Linked DNA regions of Homo sapiens: region 1 is linked to region 2. Evidence: chromatin loops called from intact Hi-C (ENCODE). Cell type or tissue: heart left ventricle. All regions are shown on one strand. Each heading gives the region's core, and the rest is flanking DNA. Links, peaks and the distances in the headings are about the cores only.

Region 1 (11,768 bases), core at 2,208-10,207, 49 kb before region 2:
TGAGGGTGTTGTTATCTAGGAGGGGTGTCAAGGGAAGTAAACTCTGTATAGTAAATCTCCACCCAGCTGACTGCTTAAATAACCCAGCCAGAGGGTACCCTAGAAGCTTCTGGCACCCCAGGGCTGCCTGCCAGGGCTTAAAACATTTTACCTCTGTGTTGTCATGGTGGCCCAAAGAAGGAAGGCCCAGCTCTCAGAACATTCTAGGTTTGTACACCAAGCACACGTTGAGCTTGTCCCAGGTAGACACAAGGATGCTTCCTAACCACAGGCTGGGTTCCCTGGGGAGTGGACTCCACTGGGGGCTAGTGTAGACCAAGGAAAAGAAACAGGACCAGCAGAAGAAGTCAGACTGGCTGGGCGTGGTGGCTCATCCCTGTAATCCCAACACTTTGGGAGGCCGAGGCAGATGGATCATCTGAGGTCAGGAGTTTGAGACCAGCCTGGCCAAATGGTGAAACCCCGTCTCTACTAAAAATACGAAAAATTAGCTGGGCATGGTGGTGGGGGGGGGGGCACCTGTAATCCCAGCTACTTGGGAAACTGAGACAGGAGAATTGCTTGAACCTGGGAGGCAGAGGCTGCAGTGAGCTGACATCACACCACTGCCCTCTTGCCTGGGCGACAGAGTGAGACTCCATTTCAAAAAAAAAAAAGAAGTCAGACCAAGATGTAGATGTGTTCTTTGTGTTTTTGTTTTTGTTGTTGTTTTTGAGACGGAGTCTTGCTCTGTCACCCAGGCTGGAGTGCAATGGCATGATCTTGGCTCACTGTAACCTCTGCCTCCTGGATTCAGGTGATTTTCCCACCTTAGTCTCCCGAGTAGCTGGGACTACAGGCTCCCACCACCACGTCTGGCTAGTTTTGGTATTTTTAGTAGAGACAGGGTTTCACTATGTTGGCCAGGCTGGTCTCAAACTCCTGATCTTGTGATCCACCCGCCTCGGCCTCCCAAAGTGCTGGGATTACAGGTGTGAGCCACTGCATCTGGCCATAGATGCAGTTTCAACAAAGGCTTCCGCTGACCCTGGTTAGTTCTGAAGCATGGCCGTTCAGAGCTGTCCTGATCTGGGTGACCAGGGCCATTTATAGCCTCTTTTTCTTTTTGAGTTTTTTTTTTTTTCTTTTGGTAGAGACGGGGTTTCACCATGTTACCCAGGCTGGTCTTGAATTCCTGGACTCAAGTGATCTGCCTGCCTTGTTCTCCCAAAGTGCTGGGATTACAGGCGTGAGCCACCGCACCCAGACTGTAGTCTCTTTTGATCACTCGCTGGAGGCTGCTGCCTAGGAAGTGGGCAGACAGGGCAGGGCAGTTCTCTTCAGCCTGGCCAATCCCTGAAGAGGCCAACAGCACGTCCAGCATCTGAGGTGGTAAATCTTTCGTACTGAAGGGACTATGGGTACCCACCACACTCCCCTCCCTACCTCTGCATCTTTCTCCGGCCCATTTTATACCTGCATCTGCTTCTTGAAGCTCTGTAACAACAGATTGGCAAAATAAAAATCACTAGATGTCCTTTTACTTATTAAATTCACAAAGTTTTTTTTTTTTAATCATTATAATATCCGGCATGAGCCAAGATATGGGAAATGATCGTTTCAAACACTGCTGGCGGGAAGACCCATTCAACAACATCAGTCAAAAAACTTGACCCAGCAATTCTATTTCTAAGAATTTATCCTGAGAAGATAATCATGATTGTGGGCAAATATTTAGCCAGGAGACTCTTCATTGTAGCTTAACGGCAAATAATTAGAAAGAACCTCAATGTACAAAAACAGGGAATTGCCCGACTAAAGCATGGTATAATAGAAGACAAGTAAGCCATTCGACATGATGCAGATGAGAAACAGAAAGATGTTCACAATATCTCATTACCTGAATAAATGGTGATAATAGCATGTGTAGTACGATCCCATATTTGTAGAAAACCATTATGTGTATTCTTTTTTTCTAAAAAAAAAATGCTGTAAGGATAAGAACTAAAATCTTAACAGTGATTATTTCCGCATGGCAGGATTATCAGTAGTTTTCCTTTGCTTATTTGTGTGAACCACACCGAGCATGTTACTGCTTTTGTACTAAGGGGGGAAGCAATGTAAGTTATTAAAAAGAAATAGATTCCATCCCCATGACTCAGTCAGCCCTTCCAAACACAAGGAACAAGGACCGTCCTACAAATGAGTTTGAAGTCCTCTGGGGAAAGGACAGAAATCAATGAATTTACAATGCCTGAGCAATGTGCAAAGTTGGAGAGAATACAAATTCCTTGCACAAGACGGAGGTTGTGGCAGCTGCTTGAGTGACAGCAAAGGACGAACACTCTGTACTGTGTGGGGCAGGCAACCAGCACACACAGAAGATCACACACACAAAAATAGTGCCTTCTCTGGGCACTCACTCGGGGGCAGGCCTGGGCCAGGTGCCGCACATGCACCCTGTGTCACTGGATTGTCATTCCAAGTGGAAAATGAGGCTCAGAGAGGTTAAGTGTCTTGCCCAGGGTAACGCAGCTAGTGAGAGTAGAGCAGAGATCCAAATGCAGGACCATTGGCTATGCTCATATTTATTACTATGTGCCATGTAAAAAAAAAATCATTTTTCTCTTTTCTTTGGGGCCTTGGCCTGATATGCTTGAATTTATATATAGACCGAATGCCAAGGGCAGACTCCAGCAGGCATCAAGGACAGAGCAATGATGGAGTGTAGCGAAAGTGTTGGCTGGCAGCTGCTTGGTGCTGACTGCCTTCTTGCTGCTCCTGGCCTATCCCCATTTTGAAACTTCTGCCTAGACTGGGCACAGTGGCTCACACCTGTAATCCCAGCACTTTGGGAGGCTGAGGCAGGCAGATCGCTTGAGCTCAGGAGTTTGAGACCAGCCTGGGAAACATGGGGGAACCCCATCTCTACAAAAAATACAAAAATTAGCTGGGTGTGGTGGTGCACACCTGCAGTCCCAGCTACTCAGGAAGCTGAGGTGGGAGGATCACTCGAGCTTGGGAGGTGGAGGTTGCAGTGAACCAAGGTCACAACACTGCCCTCCAGCCTGGGTGGCAGAGTGACACCCTGTCTCAAAAAGCAAAACAAAACAAAACACTTTTATCCAGAACCTTCCCTGATTGCGCTGGAACCCTTCTTCTCCATTGCACTTTTTTTTTTTTTTTTTTTTTTTTGAGATGGAGTTTCACTCTTGTTGCCCAGGCTGGAGTGCAACGGCGCGATCTTAGCTCACTGCAAACTCTGCCTCCTGGGTTCAAGCAATTCTCCTGCCTCAGCCTCCCAAGTACCTGGGATTACAGGCATGCACCACCACACCCAGCTAATTTTGTATTTTTGGTAGCGATGGGGTTTCACCATGTTGGTCAGGCTGGTCTCGAACTCCTGACCTCAGGTGATCCACCCACCTCGGCCTCCCAAAGTGCTGGGATTACAGGCGTAAGCCACCGCACCCAGCCTCCATTGCACTCTTGTAAGGCCAGACTGATGCCCCTGCTTAAACACCTTCAATGGCTCCCCACTGCCCACAACAAGATCAAGTTCATATTCCCTAGCCTGACATGTAAGACCCAGGCTACCTCAAATCTCACTTCACAAACCTACCAAATAGGGTCCTTGCTGGGCTTTCCTTTGCTCCATCACCTTATGCCTGGGCATGGATTAGGGAGACAGGACATGCCTGAGTTTGAATCCTAGCCCTGCTGCTCTTTGGCTGGGGGTCCTTGGGCAGGTTGTTTCCCCTCTCTGACCCTCAGTTTCCTCATCTGAAAAATGGAATAATGATGCTGACATGTCACAGGGTGGTTGGGAAAATATATGAGAGTGCTTGTGATGTGCTTAGCACAGGTCTAGGAGGGGTCATTTGTTATGTTGCTACAGAGGGTAAATGAATGGGTCTCCCCACACAGTCTTCAGGGACCTGTGCCTAATTAGCATATTTGATCCACAAAAATGCAGGCTGAGCGCTTTGGGGCTGACTGTACAGCTGAATCAGCCAAGTGCCTCCCCCTCATTGTCCCAGCTGCTTTAAAATCGTGTTCTCGGCATCCCTTCCCTCCCTCTGAGGCCTGATCGCTTTCCTGTGTTCTCCTTTTTGTCCCTTGGCAATCTCATTTTCCATGCCTCCAACACTATTTTAAGCCCCAGTAACCGTGTATCTTCCTCGGGCATCCCTTATCTCTCCCCAGCACCTTTCACTGAGAACAGAGTCCTCTCAGTTCCCTCCATCCTTGCTGTCTCAGCAGGCTTCTGTCTCCCTCCAGTGCAGGCCCCAAACAGGGAGGGCCACCTCTTGCCCTGGGGCTGCAACTCCATGCGATGCCTGATCTCCTTAGCTCACCAAGCTTTCCTAATGGAAACATCTCCTTCCATTGGGCCCTCTGCAGGGAATCCTTTCCCTCCACTGGCAGTCAGGAGAGGCTACAGCAGAGCAGAGATTGGGGAAATATGTCCTGCCCAGCTTCCTACTCTCTTCCCTTTCCCCTGCCCAGCTTTCTACTCTCTTCCCTTTCCCCTGCCCCTCTGCCAATAGAATGACTTGAATTACAGGCTATATCAGCAAAAGCAAGGTATTTAGAACAAAGGAGGTGATAGGCCCTCTTTTTCGTGCTGAGCTAACCACATGTGGAGTATTGTAGCTTCCAGTTCAAGTGCCTAGCTATAGGGGAGGAAAGCCTATAGGGGCTGAGAGAATGGACTTTGGAAGCTGCAAATCTGGGTTTGAATTCTGACTCAGCCACTTTGCAGCCAAAAGCAAGTGACTGAACTTCCTTTTTATTTTTATTTTTATTTTTGAGACAGAGTCTCATTCTGTTGCCCAGGCTGGAGTGCAGTGGTGCGATCTCGGCTCACTGTAACCTCCACCTCCCGGGTTCAAGCAATTCTCTTGCTTCAACCTCCCTAGTAGCTGGGACTATAGGCACATGCCACCATGCCCGGCTAATTTTTTACTTTTAGTAGAGACAGGGTTTCACTATGTTGGCCAGGCTTGTCTCGAACTCCTGACCTCAGGTGATCCACCCGCCTTGGCCTCCCAAAATGCTGGGATTACAGGCGTGAGCCACTGTGCCCGGCCTGAACTTCCAAACAAGACTTTTAATCAACCATTTTCCTGGCTTTGTTTCAAGGATTCACTGAGGGTAATTTCCAGTCCTACAAAGCTGTGTGGGGCACCTCCTCTGGGCTCCCAGGACACCGACTGCACACTTACCAGGCCTGTCTTCTGTGTCCAGCTTGTGTATCCAGGCCATCCAGAGCCCATGGGAGATGGCCCAGGAGGAATTAGGGCAGCTCTGCCAAGAGAGTGGGGTGTGGGGTGCACAGAAAGCCAGCTGGAGCATTGGCTGGAAGTACCTGCCACTCCTCTCCCAGCCCGGTCCCTGTGGGCAAGTCCCTGTGAGCTCACTAGCTTGTCTCACGGCAGACCGGGACTGTACACACCTTATCCCAGCCACCCTGCCAACATCTCCAGTTTATTGATAGGACAACTGTGGCTTCGGAAGGTGAGGCCACCTTGCTCAAAGTCAGAGAGCCAGGGAGTGGCTGAGCCCAGCTCAGTTCTGACCCCAGAGCCTAGCCCCTGCTCTGAATGGCAAAAGCAAAATAGGCCACCAGCCATTTAGGGGACCCTGGTCCCCCAGGGAAAAGGTCTGACCTGGCCATCACGTCTTACTCTGAATTAACACCCTGGGGAGCGTTAAATGCCTTTTTGTGTAGGCCTCTCTCAAGCAGGGGAGTGTGGTTTTCCAGGTGTGACAGGCCACCTCCTGTTTGACAGGTCATCAAGCTGGTCCTCATCTGTCACTGTCACTGTCCTGTGGCAAGGCCTCTGACCCTGAAGGCTGGGCTGTGGACATTGGCTCTGTCATGGGGCACCTGGGGAGCCCATCAGAGTGAAGGGGCCAGTAGCTTCACTTTCTTCTAAACAAACTCCCATCCAAAGGGCTCAAATATGGAGTTTCCAACCTTCCCTAGAGACAAGGGCCTGGGGAGAGGCTGTTTCACGACAGAAGTCACCCATGGAGGCAAAAGCCTTGGAGTTCAAGCCACCCCCGATTCTGTCCCACCAGGGAGAACTACCAGCCAAAACCCAGAGTGACGGGCCGCTCTATAACTGTTCATGGCCCTAGGACCCCAGAATTCCATGCTTCGAACTGTGCCCCCCGGAAATAGCAGGTGATGTGTGCAAAGGGGTTTCTGGCAGGGTGGTTAAAAGAAGGGAGATGGCTGGGCGCAATGGCTCACACCTGTAATCCCAGCACTTTGGGAGGTCAAGGCGGGAGGATCACTTGAGCCCAGGAGTTCAAAACCAGCCTGGGCAACATGGTGAAACCCTGTCTGTATTATTAAAAATAATAATAAAATAAAATAAGAAAGACAAATTCCTAACTTTATAGGAATCATTGGTGCTTTTCTCACTGGGGGCCCCTTTTCCACCTGGCTCTTCTGCGTAAAATCATTTTAAGGAGGAGAAAACCATAATTACAATCTCCTTAGGATGGCAGAGCACTTAAGGGACATGTCAGAGTGCTGAGAGTGGACTCCTGTTGCTAGAAAAGGCAGCGTCACCGTCATCATTTCATATTCAGAAAACTAGAATTAAGTACCTGTCATTTTTGTAATTCAGACCACAGTAAGTAAAGCTGGAGGAAACCTCCATGGCTGGAAGAGAGCCACAGAAGCTCAGCAAAGTCTTTTTTTTGAGACAGAGTCTTGCTCTGTTGCCCACGCTGGAGTGCAGTGGCATGATCTTGGCTCACTGCAACCTCCACCTCCCGGGTTCAAGTGATTCTTGTGCCTCGGCCTCCCAAGTAGCTGGAGACTACAGATGTGTGCCACCATGCCCAGCTAATTTTTGTATTTTTAGTAGAGACGGGATTTCACCATGTTGGCCAGGCTGGTCTCCAACTCCTGACCTCAGGTGATCCGCCCACCTCGGCCTCCCAAAGTATTGGAATTACAGGTGTGAGCCACCACACCCGGCCCCAGCAGAGTCTTAAGCAGGACAAAGCTCCCCACCCCCAGGGGAGGGGGGATGTCTGGAATTCCAAAGCCTAAGATTGGGGCTGGTTGGGGGTTGAAACAGGTTGAGAAAATCTGGACTAAATGCCCTTTAAGATGTACTGAATTCCGCCAGTCTGTATGAAATCCTCTTGCTGATTATCGATCGTTGGAAGGGAATTTTCAGTGTGATGTGAAGTGAGAATTTCATGCTCGTTTTGAGGATCCTCACCCCCACCCCATACACACATAGGGTAACCTCTAGAAAGAACGATTTTTTTTTTTGAGACAGGGTCTTGCTCTGTTGCCCAGGTTGGAGTGCAGTGGCATGCTCAGGGCTCACTGCAGCCTCCACCCCACCAGGCTCAAGTGATCCTCCCACCTCAGGCTCCCGAGTAGCTAGGGCTACAGGTGCATGCCACCACACCTGGCTAATTTTTCTATTTTTTGTAGAGACGAGGTTTCGCCATGTTGCCCTAGCTGTTCTTGAACCCCCAGGCTCAAGCAATCCACCCACCTCCGTCTTTCAAAGTGCTAGGATTACAGGCATGAGCCACTGCACCCAGCCCTCAGAATGAATTTTTAACCCTAGTTCTGACTACTGAATTGCAACAGCCTCTGGCCACAGTCAAAGCCCCTGCCTTGCTGCCCCACGCTCAAGAGATTTAGAGAAGGCCAGATGCCAAGCTGCTCTGGGGAGCCTCTGCTCCACCCTTCCTCTCCCTGGGGACTGGCCTTCCCCCAGGTGGGTCCCCTGGAGCCTGGGTGCCTCCCCAGCTCTTTCTAGGCATCCCATAAACATGCTCTGGGTGCCAACACCCCTCCCCACCTCTAAGTCCCCTCTTCCTCGTCAATGCCAATTTCCTTCCAAGAAGGATCCTCCTGTTCCATTCTTCCTGCTGGCTGCCTCCCCGCCACTTCCTGGCAGAGCCCCAGTGAACCCCATTGCCTCTGCCTAGTTAATCTCTCTCTCTCTCTGCTTCTGGGAATTCTCTTTGCTCTCAGCCTCTTTCTGTTGATTTTGCTTGTTTATTTCTCTTCCCACTCATTTCTTCATTCATGTATTAGGATTTAGCACAATTATTAATCATTTTTACAAAATGTCTTATATAATATCCACATGCCTCTTGTACAGTGAATTCCAAGAAGGCAGAGTCTGGGTTCTTCTCACACATGCCTGACACATAGTCGATTTTTGGCGAATATGTGAGTGGATGCCCTTGTCCTCCTCTTCCTTTTCCCTTCCAGCCGGGCTGACCGCCCAGTCCCTGATTTCTGAGAACAAGCTGCAAACACTGAGAGCTGCGCTTTGAACCACTGACTAGGCAGTGGGCTGGCCTGCCTTCTGGCCTTAACTCCTTCCCTCCTGCCTTTTTTTTTTTGTCTTTTTTTTTAGAGACAGGGCCTTGCTCTGTCATCCAAGCCTAAGTGCAGGGGCTTGATCATAGCTCACTGCAGCCTCGAACTCCTGGGCTTAGCCTCAACCTCATGAATAGTCAGGACTGGGACTACAGCTGAGCACCACTATGCCTGGCTAATTTTTATTTTTTTAATTAATTTTAATTATTATTATTATTTTTTGAGACGGAGTCTCACTCTGTCACCCAGGCTGGAGTGCAATGGCGCAGTCTCTGCTCACTGCAACCTCTGCCTCCTGGGTTCAAGTGATTCCCCTGCCTCAGCCTCCCGAGTGGCTGGGATTACAGGTGTGTGCCACCACCCCCGGCTAATTTTTGTATTTTTAGTAGAGACGGGGTTTCGTTATGTTGGCCAGGCTGGTCTCAAACTCCTGACTTCAGGTGATCCACTTGCCCCGGCCTCCCAAAGTGCTGAGATTATAGGCGTGAGCCACCATGCCCGGCCTCTATTATTTTCATTTATGCACATTCCCTTCCAGACTTGCTTTGTTTGTATGAAAAAAAGAATTAACATTTTCACCATCATGGTGCATCAATCATGTATTCTACTTTTAAAAATTCTTGAATATTTAGTTTCCCATGTCACTACCAAGTCTACCAAGTCTCTGTTGATATCATTTTAAACGGCTACACAACACCCCCTTGCATTTTTCTTTTGTTTGCTTTTTTTCTTCTTTACAGAGGTGGTCGAGTTACCCCCCTGCATTTCTTGGGTGTTGACTTTTTTTGTTTTGTTTCCCTCCCAGTATGATTTTACCCAAGCTCCTGGTGTGGCAGGGCCATGCAAGTTCTCACCAATCCTTTCTTCTTCCAGACTGCACCTGGCTCTTTAAGCCTAACCCATCCTCCCACCCCTGTGGGGGCTCGGGTCCCTTTTAGTAAACAAGGACCGGCTCTGCCCCACCACCTCACAGAGGCACAGAAGCACTGTTCAAACACACATGCCCATGACATTGCCACCCACAGATTAGGAACAAAGACGCTGGAGTCTTAAGTCCTCTTGGAGACGCAAGGTCTTCAAAGCTTGCTGGCAAATGTGATAGTCGTGTTCTTTGCCAGGGCCTAGAGAAGGCACTTAGAAAATACCTGTGTAGAAGCAGCAGTGGGGATGGTGGGATGCAGTGACCCAGCAGGCATTTCTAGCCCCACTTCGCTTCTAACACTTCTGCAGCTGCAAATTTTTTTTTTCCTTTTAAGAGACAAGGTCTCTGGCTGGGTGCGGTGGCTCACGCTTATAATCCCAGCACTTTGGGAGGCTGAGGTGGGTGGATCACGAGGTCAGGAGTTTGAGACTAGCCTGGCCAACATGGTGAAACCCTGTCTCTACTAAAAATACGAAAATTAGCCGGGCACGGTGGTGCACACCTGTAGTCCCAGCTACTCGGGAGGCTGAGGCAGGAGCATCACTGGAACCCGGGAGGCGGAGGTTGCAGTGAGCCGAGATCGTGCCAGTGCACTCCAGCCTGGGTGACAGAGCAAGACTCCGTCTCAAAAAAAAAAAGAGACAAGGTCTCACTCGTTGCCCAGGCTGGAGTGCAGTGGCATGATTATAGCTCACTGCAGCCTCCAACTCCTGGGTGCACCCTCCAACTCCCGGGCTCAAGTGATCCTCCAGCCTCAGCCTCCTGCGTAGCTGGGACTACAGGTGTGCACCACCATACCCACCTTATTTATTATTTTCTGGAGGGATCGGGTCTTGCTATGTTGCACAGGCTGGAGCAGCTGCCAATGTTAATTAAACCTTGGGATCTCCTCAGAGGATTTAACTGGCACCAGGTGGAAAGATTTCATCTGGTCCAACAGGATCACTGTACAGATGGGAAAACTGAGGCCCTGAGAGATGAGGCAGTAGGCGTAGGAACACCATTCTGGATGGCCCCTGAGCTGTTTTCAAAGCACCTCTGAAAGAGTGCTTTCAAGATCTGAAATGAGAAAGTAGTAGATCCTCAAGGGAGATGAAGTTTGACCTGGCACTACATTCTGAAAAATTTGAAAAACTGACTCCTTCTCAAATACTTTAAACCAGGATTTTCACATGAGGCCTGAACACCAGTCCAGGTGGGTGGGAGGTATAGATGACTAAGAGAATGTGAGAGGGGCCGTGTGAACAGGAACAGGTAAGACCAGTAAATCCTGGGAACTCCCAACTCACCTTGCCTTGCTCCAGGGACAAGCACTGGACCTGAGGAGTTTAGGGAGGTCCCTGGCAAATGCCTCCAGGAGGAAACAGAGTCTTCCTGCTGCCTGTCAGGACGGCTGACCCTGGGCCTGATCTCAGCTAATTCAGCAGCTCAGGGGGAGGACACCACCCCCGTATCTGCTCTGCATCTCAAATACACCAAGAGGGCTGGCCAGGCAGAGGGATTGCTATTGATTTTCACTTGTGCGGGCTGACCTAACAAAACCAATCCATCAAGTGCCTGTCTGCCTCTGCTTCAGACTCTCATCCTAAGCACGTGCAAATAAATTGCACCAGCATCCAGGGTGATTTGTCAAGGTCCAGCCAGGCATGGGCCCTGGCTTCCACTGATAGGATGGGGCTCCAGGCTAGGCTGGGCTAGGGTCAGCCCAGTCAATGCCCCGCTGTTGACTCGCCATTGAGTGACAACACGCAGTGTGGCCTGGCATCTGCTGCCACGCTAGGAACTGGTTGGCCATGCCTGGGAAGGGGCTTTGAGGAAACAGGCCCAAGTCCCACTCACTTTGACAGGGCTTGGCAGCGACATTCTCACTTGTTTCTTAAGGTTTCTGTCCGAACTCTAGATTTGGGGGGATTTATTACAATGTAGATACAACCATGAGGTGCTGAGTTTGGGTACTGCCTCTGCCACTGGCTGAATGTCCTTGGGCCAGTTGTGAGATGGAGATGACACCACCTACAGGGGTCTAGAACCCTGTAAAGGCCAGGGTCCAATCCCTGTTCTGCCACTTCCTAGCTGTGGCCGGGGCAGGTGCCTTCAGCCCTCGGTGCCTCATTTTCCTTATCTGTACTACCGGGCTGAAAATGGTACCTACCTCTTACAGTGGAGCTGTCATAACTGAATGAGAAAATGCAAAGGACCACAGGGGCTCACCCCACCCAGCCCTTCATTCCACTAGCAAGGACTGGAGGCTCAGAGAAGGGGGTGATGTTCTGGGGTCACACAGCAAGGCAGAGCAGCATCAGAGGGGTTACAGGAGCCACAAGCAGGAGAGGATGACGGAGAGAGTACAGTGACCATCCTGCCTTCCTGTCCTCCAGCTGGCAGCTGTCCCTGAAGAATGAGACACAGGGAATGTGGGTCATGGACATACACAGATCGTTTGAAAGGGTCAAAAATTTTATTAGCAGGACTTTTTGTGTTTTTGAATAT
Region 2 (8,741 bases), core at 1-8,000:
AGGCTACTCATTCTCCCGACACACACACACACACACACACACACACACACACAACCAGGCTACTCATTCTGACACACACACACACACACACATACACCCAGACTACTCATTCTCCTGACACACACACACACACACACACACCAGGCTACTCATTCTTCTGACACACACACACACACACACACACACACACCAGGCTACTCATTCTTCTGACACACACACACACACACACACACACACACACCCCTGAGATTCTACTTTCCCTACAATCCCACAGGGGGAAGATGGACATCTAAATCACCAAGTGAGCACAAAACAAAGGAAGTGACAGCTCAAACCTGGCAGAGGGACTGTGGAAATGCAGAAGGGAATTAATAGCACCTGGAGGATAAGGGACGGCTTCCCAGAGCAAGCAGACTTCCTCCAAGGCTCCAAGCATTCGAGGATAAGGACTTCAAATGGAAGAAACATTTTTATGGAGGCATAAACATGGGTCATAACAAAAGGGCACAGATTGCACTGGGCGGTGGGAGACAGATTTGGTGAATGCTGGAATGGTGCAAATGAAAGCTGCCACTCATTGTGGACCTGCCCTGTGCCAGCCACTAAGCAGGCACAACCCACAGCCCCTATTTTTTTAATCTACAAAAACTATTTAAAAGAGACATAGTATTCATCCCATTTTAGAGGAGGAATCAAACAGTAAGTTTCAGGAACTTTCCCAAGGTCATGGGATTAAAGAGGCAACTGAGGCAGGATTTGAGCCAAAGCTTACACTGCAGACCTATTAAATGACCTATGGTATCTGTGTGCCATCCTGGTCTCACTGATTGTCCTTCTGACCCCAGTTCCAATCTCACCTCTTCCAGGAAGCCTCCCTGACTCCCATCCCAGCTGGATTAGGAGCTCATCTAAGCTCTCCCTCAGCACCTGCATTCTGTGCTCACCTCTCTATACCACTTGAACAGCATTAAAAGTGCTTTCAGATCAGTGGTTTGGATGGGGAAAGGGTGGGAGGAAGGCATGGATTGCAGAGAGGCACAAGAAAACTTTCAGGGGTGGTAGAAATGCTCATTGATGATGATAGTTTCATGCATGCATACAGATGGAAAAACCAATCAAATTGCATATTTTACGTTTTAATTTTTAAAATGTTGGCTGGGTACAGTGGCTCATGCCTGTAATCCCAGCACTTTCGGAGGCCAAGTCAGGCCCATCACTTGAGGCCAGGAGTTTGAGACCAGCCTGGCCAACACTGTGAAATCCCATCTCTTATCAAAAATACAAAACTTAGCCAGGTGTAGTGGCACGCACCTATAGTCCCAGCTACTCGGGAGGCTGAGGCAGGAGAATCACTTGCACCTGGGAGGCGGAGGTTGCAGTGAGCAGAGATCATGCCACTGCACCCCAGCCTGGGCAACAGGTTAGACTCCACCTCAAAAAAAAAATTCCCTTTCTTTTCATAGGTGTTGGCAAATTGTATATTTTAAATATGTGCAGTTTATTGTCCTTCAACAATGCCTGAATAAAGCTGTATAAAAGGGGAGGACTGGTCTTCCCAGCTGTCTCCCCCACTAGCTTGTAGGTGTCTGGAGGCAGTCTGAGCTTTGCTCACCCAGCATTCCGAGTCTATAGAACACCACCTGGCATTGAGCAGACTTTCTGTACAGATCTGCTGGCTGGACAAAGAAATGAATGGAGGCTGACTGGACGTGGTGGCTCACGCCTGTAATCCCAGTGCTTTAGGAGGCCAAGGCGGGCGGATCACAAGGTCAGGAGTTCGAGACTAGCCTGGCCAACATGGTGAAACCCCGTCTCTGCTAAAAACACAAAAATTAGCTGGTCCCAGCTACTCAGGAGGCTGATGCAGAAGAATCACTTGAACCCGGGAGGCGGAGGTTGCAGTGAGCCGAGATCGCGCCACTGCACTCCAGCCTAGGCGACAGAGCAAGACTCTGTCTGGGAAAAAAAAAAAATGGTTTTGCCATGTTGCCCGAGCTGGTCTTGAACTCCTGGGCTCAAGTGATCTACCTGCCTCAGCCTCCCAAAGTGCTGGGATTACAGGCGTGAGCTACCGGGCCTGGCCACAAGACTATTTCTTTTGGGTCTTCAAGTATGTGCTATTCAAATAGATCCTCAACCAACATTAGCTCTACCAATTACCCTGAAAAGGTGGTGTGGTAACTACCCTTTGGCTAGAGATCATGCCCCAAGCCAAGACTAAAGGGACAAATATAGGGTGGACACATATCTTAGTACAATCTTTCAGGAGCTGCCCGTGGCCTTCAGAGTAACACTCTTCAGTCTGCCAGCAAGACCCCTCTTCGATCAGGCAGCTGTCTCCCTCAACTCATCTGCCTTCCCACCATACCCCCAATTTAGTGCTGCTGTTGTTGTCCCTGCTGTCATCACCATTGTAATAACAATTTATTGAGTGCTTACTATGTTCCAGGCACAGTGCTCATTCACAGGCATCTCATTTAATCCCCACAACCACCCTGCAAAGCTGGTCCTATTATTATCGCTTTTGGATTTGAGGCTTAGAGAGGTTCAATAACTTGCCCAAAGACACAAAGACAAATATTCAAATATGTGTGAAATGAACACGAAGCCTGTACTTGCTAACTCTGCTATACTGTTGCCACCTCAAGTGACTTGTGGTTAGTGTAAGAGTCAGGATCTCTCAAGACTCCAGAACTGCATACTAAGGTTGTCCTACCAGGTCCAGCCTTCTCCTGTTGCTCTGCCCAGCTAGTGTTAAGTTGCCCTTCAATACCCAGTTCAGAAGCCCTTTCCTTCAGGAAGCCCTCCTGGGCTGCACGTACCCTCCCACCAGGCCAAAGCCTCCCTGCCCCTACACACCCCACTGGTCTGGATCGGCGGCCCCGGCTCTGCACTCATGGAACAGCCTAGACTTCCTTCTGTCACAACCCTGATCACACTAGAGAAGCTACTGGTCTGTCTTTCTCTTAGGTCGTGGGCTCTTCAAGGGCAGAGACCATGTCTTTTCTCTTTATAGCTCCAGCACCTGGCACATGGCCTGGCTGCAGTCCCTGACTCATGTACCAAATGTTTTCTGAGAGCCTCCTGTGCGCCTGGCACTGGAAATCAGGAGTAAAGGGCAAGGACCAGGCCATCGCTCTCACAATGCCTGCAGTCTAACAACCCACATGTTCATTCGGTATGTGGGGAGGACTGAGGTGGAAAATCATACTCGACCACCCAAGGAGCCAGTCTCCATCAGTGTTTCCATCAGAACTTTCTGCAATAATATAACTGCTCTATATCTGTGCTGGCACTCACCACATGGGGCTATTTTAATTTAAAAGCATTACAATTAAATTAAAAATCTAGTTCCTCAGTCCACACTCACTATTCACATTACAAGTGCTTAATAGCTACATGTGGTGAATGACCACCTATTGGGTGGCTATCATACTGAAAAGAACACTTCCAGATTTTCTGATAAATATCTCCCACACATAAAAAGGTTATAAAAAGAAAATGAGAGGCTTTATAGCAGAAAGAATTTAAGGATATGTGTCCTAGGGTCTGCCTGGCTAGGCTCCCATCCTGACTCCCCTGATTTCCTAATTCTGTGACTCTGAACTCTCAGTTTCCTCATCTGTAAAATGGAGACAATCAAAATGTCTATTTGTAGGGCTGTGATGTGGACTAAATGAGATAATCCGGGTGAAGTGTTTAGAATGATCTGGCACAGGGCAAGTACTGTATAAATGTCAGGTACTATTATTAGAGACTATTTAAGAAGTAATAAGAAGCCATCTAGAAGGCAGGAAATAAAACACCAAGTTCCTGTTTCCCACGACTTTACTCAAACCCCTAGAAAACACTTCCTCCCACCTTGTTCAAGTGAGCTCAAATTCTTGGGAAAACAACAAGTGGGTATAGGAACTCCAGGGCTACATCTATCTCCTTCTTCAGCAGCCTGGCACCTCTCCATGGCTTTAATCTCTCTCTGCAGCTGGTAATCGACATGTTCATAGCCTCCTTATTTTTCAGTCTCACTAGCTCTGCCGGGGTGTTTGTATGTGGTGCTTCCTATCTCAGTTGAGATAAAAGACGGCCCAACCTCTGAAATCAGCGTTCCCACCAAAATACGGATAGCAGCTTAGATAGCTCTGAAAACGCTACCTGAAACCTGAACACCCTCCACAGGGTCAAATCCCCAAACCCAGCTTTGGGCTGGATCCATTTCTAGCCCGATCCAGGCTGAATTAGAACTGCCATTGGACTGATTTGAAATTAAATGCTTTGGGGGGAAGGTGCAGGGTGGTGACATGGAAAATCCTATGCAAATTCAAGTTGCTGCTCGGAAGGAAATTCCTACTCTGGGCCTGGAAGAGACTAGTAGTGTCTCAGCTACTGAATCACCGACCATGGCCCTCGTGTCATTCTTGGAACAGATAAAGACGGAATTTACTTTTTGCTCCTGAAATTGCAAGACTGACAATATCAGGCTGAATGGCCTTAAGTGACCGGCTCACCAGCGCTGGTGAAGTCCTCAGCTTTCCTGTCTTCGGGTCCTTGTGGGTGATCTGGAGTTGGTCCAGGGGCAGAGCTGGCATTGTGCTGCGTGACCCTCCTGAAAGGAATATGGATGGGAAGAAGAGAGCAGACACACAGACTCCTGGGGGCAGGGCCTGCTCTGGGGCTGATCCCAGAGTCAGAAGAGAAGCTTCAACCTCTCGCCTTAGGAGGCTCCTGTTGTGGTTCAGGACCTGGTTCATGCACCTACTAACCCAGCCAAAGTGACTTTTTTTGCATAAAGCAGTTCTCAATTGTAGAAGAAATACTTCCCCAGATGACTTCTGATATATTTCCACCCACTTTTTTTTTTTTTTTTTGAGATGGAGTCTCGATCTGTCACCAGGCTGAAGTGCAGTGGCGCTATCTCAGCTCACTGCAACCTCCGCCTCCCTGGTTCAAGTGATTCTCCTGCCTCAGCCTCCCCAGTAGCTGGGACTGCAAGCACACACCACCATGCCCAGCTTTTTTTTTTTTTAAAGAGACAGAGTCTTACTCTGTTGTCCAGTGAAGTGGTGAGATCATAGCTCACTGTGGCCTCTAACTCTTGAGCTAAAGCAATCCTCCCACCTCAGCCTCCTGAGTAGCTGGGACTACAGGCATGCACCACTACGGCCAGCTAATTTTTTAATTTTTTGTAGAGACAGGTTTTATTTTTTGATAGATGAGTTCTTACTACATCACTCGGGCTGGTCTCAAACTCCTGGGCTCAAATGATCCTCCTGTCTTGGCCTCCCAAAGTGCTGCCTCAACCTCCCAAAGCGCTCACAGGTGTGAGCCTCTGTGCCCAGCCTGTTTCCACCCACTTTGAGAAGTACTGGCTAAAAATATGTAGATTCCCTTTATTATGGCTCCAGCTCTGTGAGCTCAGTAGCCTGTGAGCTCTATGAAGACAATGCCCAGGGCTCTCCTCTTGCTATCTTTTCTGTGAGCACAGGATTGGTACAGAGGTGGCCTCACCAAATGTTTGAAGAATGACTACATATGAGGACACTCCTTTTAAAACTCTAGCCAGATTTTAAGTCTTTTGAGGGTTGAAGCCATGGGCCTTTCCTCACTTGTGGAGGATGTTAAGATTTTGCAACCTTTCTAGGCTTCAGGGAAGAAGTACGTGGAAGAATAGAACGACATGAGAAGAAGGGAAGAAGGACATGGAAGAAGGGAAGAAGGACGTGGAAAAAGAGAAGGACCAGGGAAAAAGATAATTCATAGAAAACTGACAGTGCAAGCTCCTTTCTACAAAGGCACAAACTGACCTCACAGTCAGTGAGTGGCAGATCCAAGGTCTCCTGTCTTGCTGTCCAGTGTTCTTTTCACAATATCACTTGGCCTGACCCACAGAAGGGACATACGTGTTAAATGAATCACGGAATAGAAGTGTATTAGGCCCCTCAAAAAACATGCCATAAAAGGCTAGAACAGACTCAATGACAACATGAAGAGAGACAGAGGCTGGGGTGATTAAACTGTCACCTCTTGAGCCTTCACAGACAAGCAGAGGAGCATGGGGGACATGAGCTACCAGCTGTGTCATATCTCAGATATTGGGCCAGGCTTAATGATATGAAGAGCTCCTCTAAGTGCTTTTCTTTTTCTTTTTTTTTTTTTTTTAAATAGAGACGGGGTTTCACCATGTTGCCCAGGCTGGTTTCAAACTCCCAAGCTCAAGCAATACGCCCATCTTGGCTTCCCAAAGTGCTGGGATTATAGGTGTGAGCGCCTGGCCTCTAAGTGCTCTTCTCAGCATTAACTTACTTGCCCTGTTAACTGGCTTTACATGTATTAATGCTCACAAAAAGTCTAAGGTTAGTTCTATTATTATCCTCATTTTATCAGTGACAAAACAGAGGCTCACAGAAAATAAGAAACTTGCCCAAGGTCTCACAGTTAGTGGGTGGTGAAGCAGGCTGGTTCTTAACTATTCACTATACTGTGTCTAGTTTAGTTAAACTTAGGGGTGAGACGGGGTGAAGGGGTGGAGTGAAAGTCAAAGCACTTCTAGAGGAGAGTCTGAGTAGTCTTGATAATAGAGACTGGCCAGGGAAGAAGGGTGCCCCAGGCAGAGGAAACAGCAGAGCAAAGGCAAGGAGGTGGAAACAGCCTGGTACCCAAGGAACCTTGGTTCTGGCCTGTTATAAAGACTGTGAAGATCCCCACCCTAGAAGGAGTAATAAGAGAGGACCAGTCTGCCTAGTCCTTGACACCTGTTCCAGCTCTAGGATCCCAGCAGATCAGACACACATGGTCTCTGCATACACGAGGTGGCCTGAAAAAAAATCACAAGGCAAAGAAAGTAATAAAGGGCTTAGGTAAGTTTTCATCTTTCAGCTTTGCAAAGCATAGATAATATCCTCTGCTGCACGTATTTCTAATCAAGTTACTGTCTTACTAGCCTCTCACAACAACCCAATTAAGGACAACAAGGATTACCATGTTCAGATGTCCAAAGAGGGGCCCTGATTTGCTCAAGGTAAATACATTATTGGCCAAGCTGAAACCGAAGCCCAGGTCTTTTGCTAGGGCACCTGGGGCTCTTGTGCCGAATATGTTAAAAAATAATAATAATAATTTTTTTTTCTAACCCTCTAGCCATGCTGGAAAGTGAGCTGGAAACACCACTGCTCTGCAAACCAGTGCAGAAGTCTAAATGACTGACAGGCCCAGTTCTTTCCAGGCTCGCCCGCTGAAGATGGCTGTGGGAGTGTTGGGTGTGAGACACAGGGTGGAGAAAAAGTCAGGAGGAGGAGGCAAGTCTCCACCCTTTAACCTCTAGGCCCCACAGTCCAGGCCTAGACAGGTAGAGACAGCATTTGCTTTCAGAAGAAATTCACGGCCAGGTGCAGTGGCTCATGCCTGTAATCCCAGCACTTGGGAAGCCAAGGCAGGAGGATTGCTCGAAGCCAGGAGTTTGAGACCAGCCTAAGCAACATAGTGAGACCCCCATCTCTACAAAAAATTCAAAAATTAGTCAGGTGTGGTGGTGCACTCCTGTAGTCCCAGCTACTTAGGAGGCTGAGGCGGAAGGATCACTTGAGCCCAGGAGATCAAGGCTGCAGTAAGCCATGATGGCACCACTGCACTCCATCCTAGGTGACAGAGCAAGACCCTGTCCCAAAATTTAAAAAAAAAAAAAAAATTTTTTTTCTTTAAAAGAAATTCACTCCTACAAACCATTGCCTGCCAGGGCAATTCAGGGCTAGCCTGGTGTGGTGGTAGGGAGAGAGCGCTACAGTCCTACAGCCTGGATTCAAGTCCTGGCTCCACCTTTTCCTATCCATGTTGAGACCTTGAGACAGTTCCCTAACCTCTCTAACTTTTGATTGCCTCTTCTGTAATACCAGAATTGTAATAGTACATAAACTCGTAGGGTTGCTATGAGAAGTAATCAATGTGAAGTGTTCAACCCAATACCTGGCACATAATAAGCACTCAATAAAGTTTAGTTGTTGTTATTATTCAAGTCCCAACCAGAGGCAAGACACTTTGGGCTTCCTGGTTTATTCAGCAAACAATTCCTGAATACAATCTGGGTCCTAGGCATATAACTGACTATGATTTGGCATTAAAGCTGTAACAGGAAATGTCCAAAACTACAGTATAGTAGAGAAAGGAAGGATATTACAAAGAAGGTGATCTATAACCTGGATGTTGAAGGATGGGGGAAAAGGTGACATTCCAAGCAGAGAGCAAGCATGAACAAAGGCTCAGAGTCTTAAAATGTGTGGCTTTGGGTCGGGTGAGGTGGCTTCCGCCTGCAATCAGCACTTTGGGAAGCCACGGAAGGAGAATTGCTTGAGCCCAGGAGATTGAGGTTGCAATGAGCCATGATACGTCACTGAACTCCAGCCTAGGGGACACAGTGAGACCCTGTCTAAAAAGTGTGGCTTTGAAGGAAGAGGGAGACATTTGGTGTTACTGAAAACACAGGTCAGATAGGGGATGACAGAAGTGAAGAGAGAAGAGAAGCTGGATAGGGAAGACAGGACCAGTTTAAAAAGAGCCTCAAAATAGCTTGAACCCGGGAGGCGAAGGTTGCAGTGAGCCGAGATCACGCCATTGCACTCCAGCCTGGGCGACAGAGCGAGACTCCATCTCAAAAAAAAAAAAAAAAAAAAAAAGCCTCAATGCTACACTAAAGATTTTAGTATTTCACCTGAAGGCAGTGAGGAGTCATTTAAGTATGAGACAGACATGAC

The links. Hi-C counts contacts between places; a loop is a spot of excess contacts. Peaks named below come from ENCODE experiments on the same cell type or tissue, not always from the same donor. Only the 100,000 strongest peaks of a DNase experiment are listed, where the experiment ranks them.
Region 1: a loop joins it to region 2, with 2.2 times the contacts of the local background. A loop is called at or near these places in 13 of 110 quality-filtered maps.

The regions. Positions count from the first base shown.
Region 1 is chr22:29,776,894-29,788,661 of GRCh38, forward strand. ASCC2 (activating signal cointegrator 1 complex subunit 2) reads right to left here. Exons shown (of 20, transcript NM_032204.5): 20 at 11,718-11,768. Among named protein-coding and RNA genes, the nearest start is that of UQCR10, 15 kb to the left of the region's middle. RefSeq lists a silencer at 6,233-6,406. In heart left ventricle, for the core only: no CTCF peak of the experiment used is centred there; DNase peaks (open chromatin) are centred at 2,419 and 5,338; H3K27ac peaks cover 4,746 bases.
Region 2 is chr22:29,827,740-29,836,480 of GRCh38, forward strand. ASCC2 (activating signal cointegrator 1 complex subunit 2) reads right to left here. Exons shown (of 20, transcript NM_032204.5): 2 at 4,506-4,603. The coding sequence starts at 4,586. Among named protein-coding and RNA genes, the nearest start is that of ASCC2, 6.2 kb to the right of the region's middle. In heart left ventricle, for the core only: no CTCF peak of the experiment used is centred there; a DNase peak (open chromatin) is centred at 3,072; H3K27ac peaks cover 4,553 bases.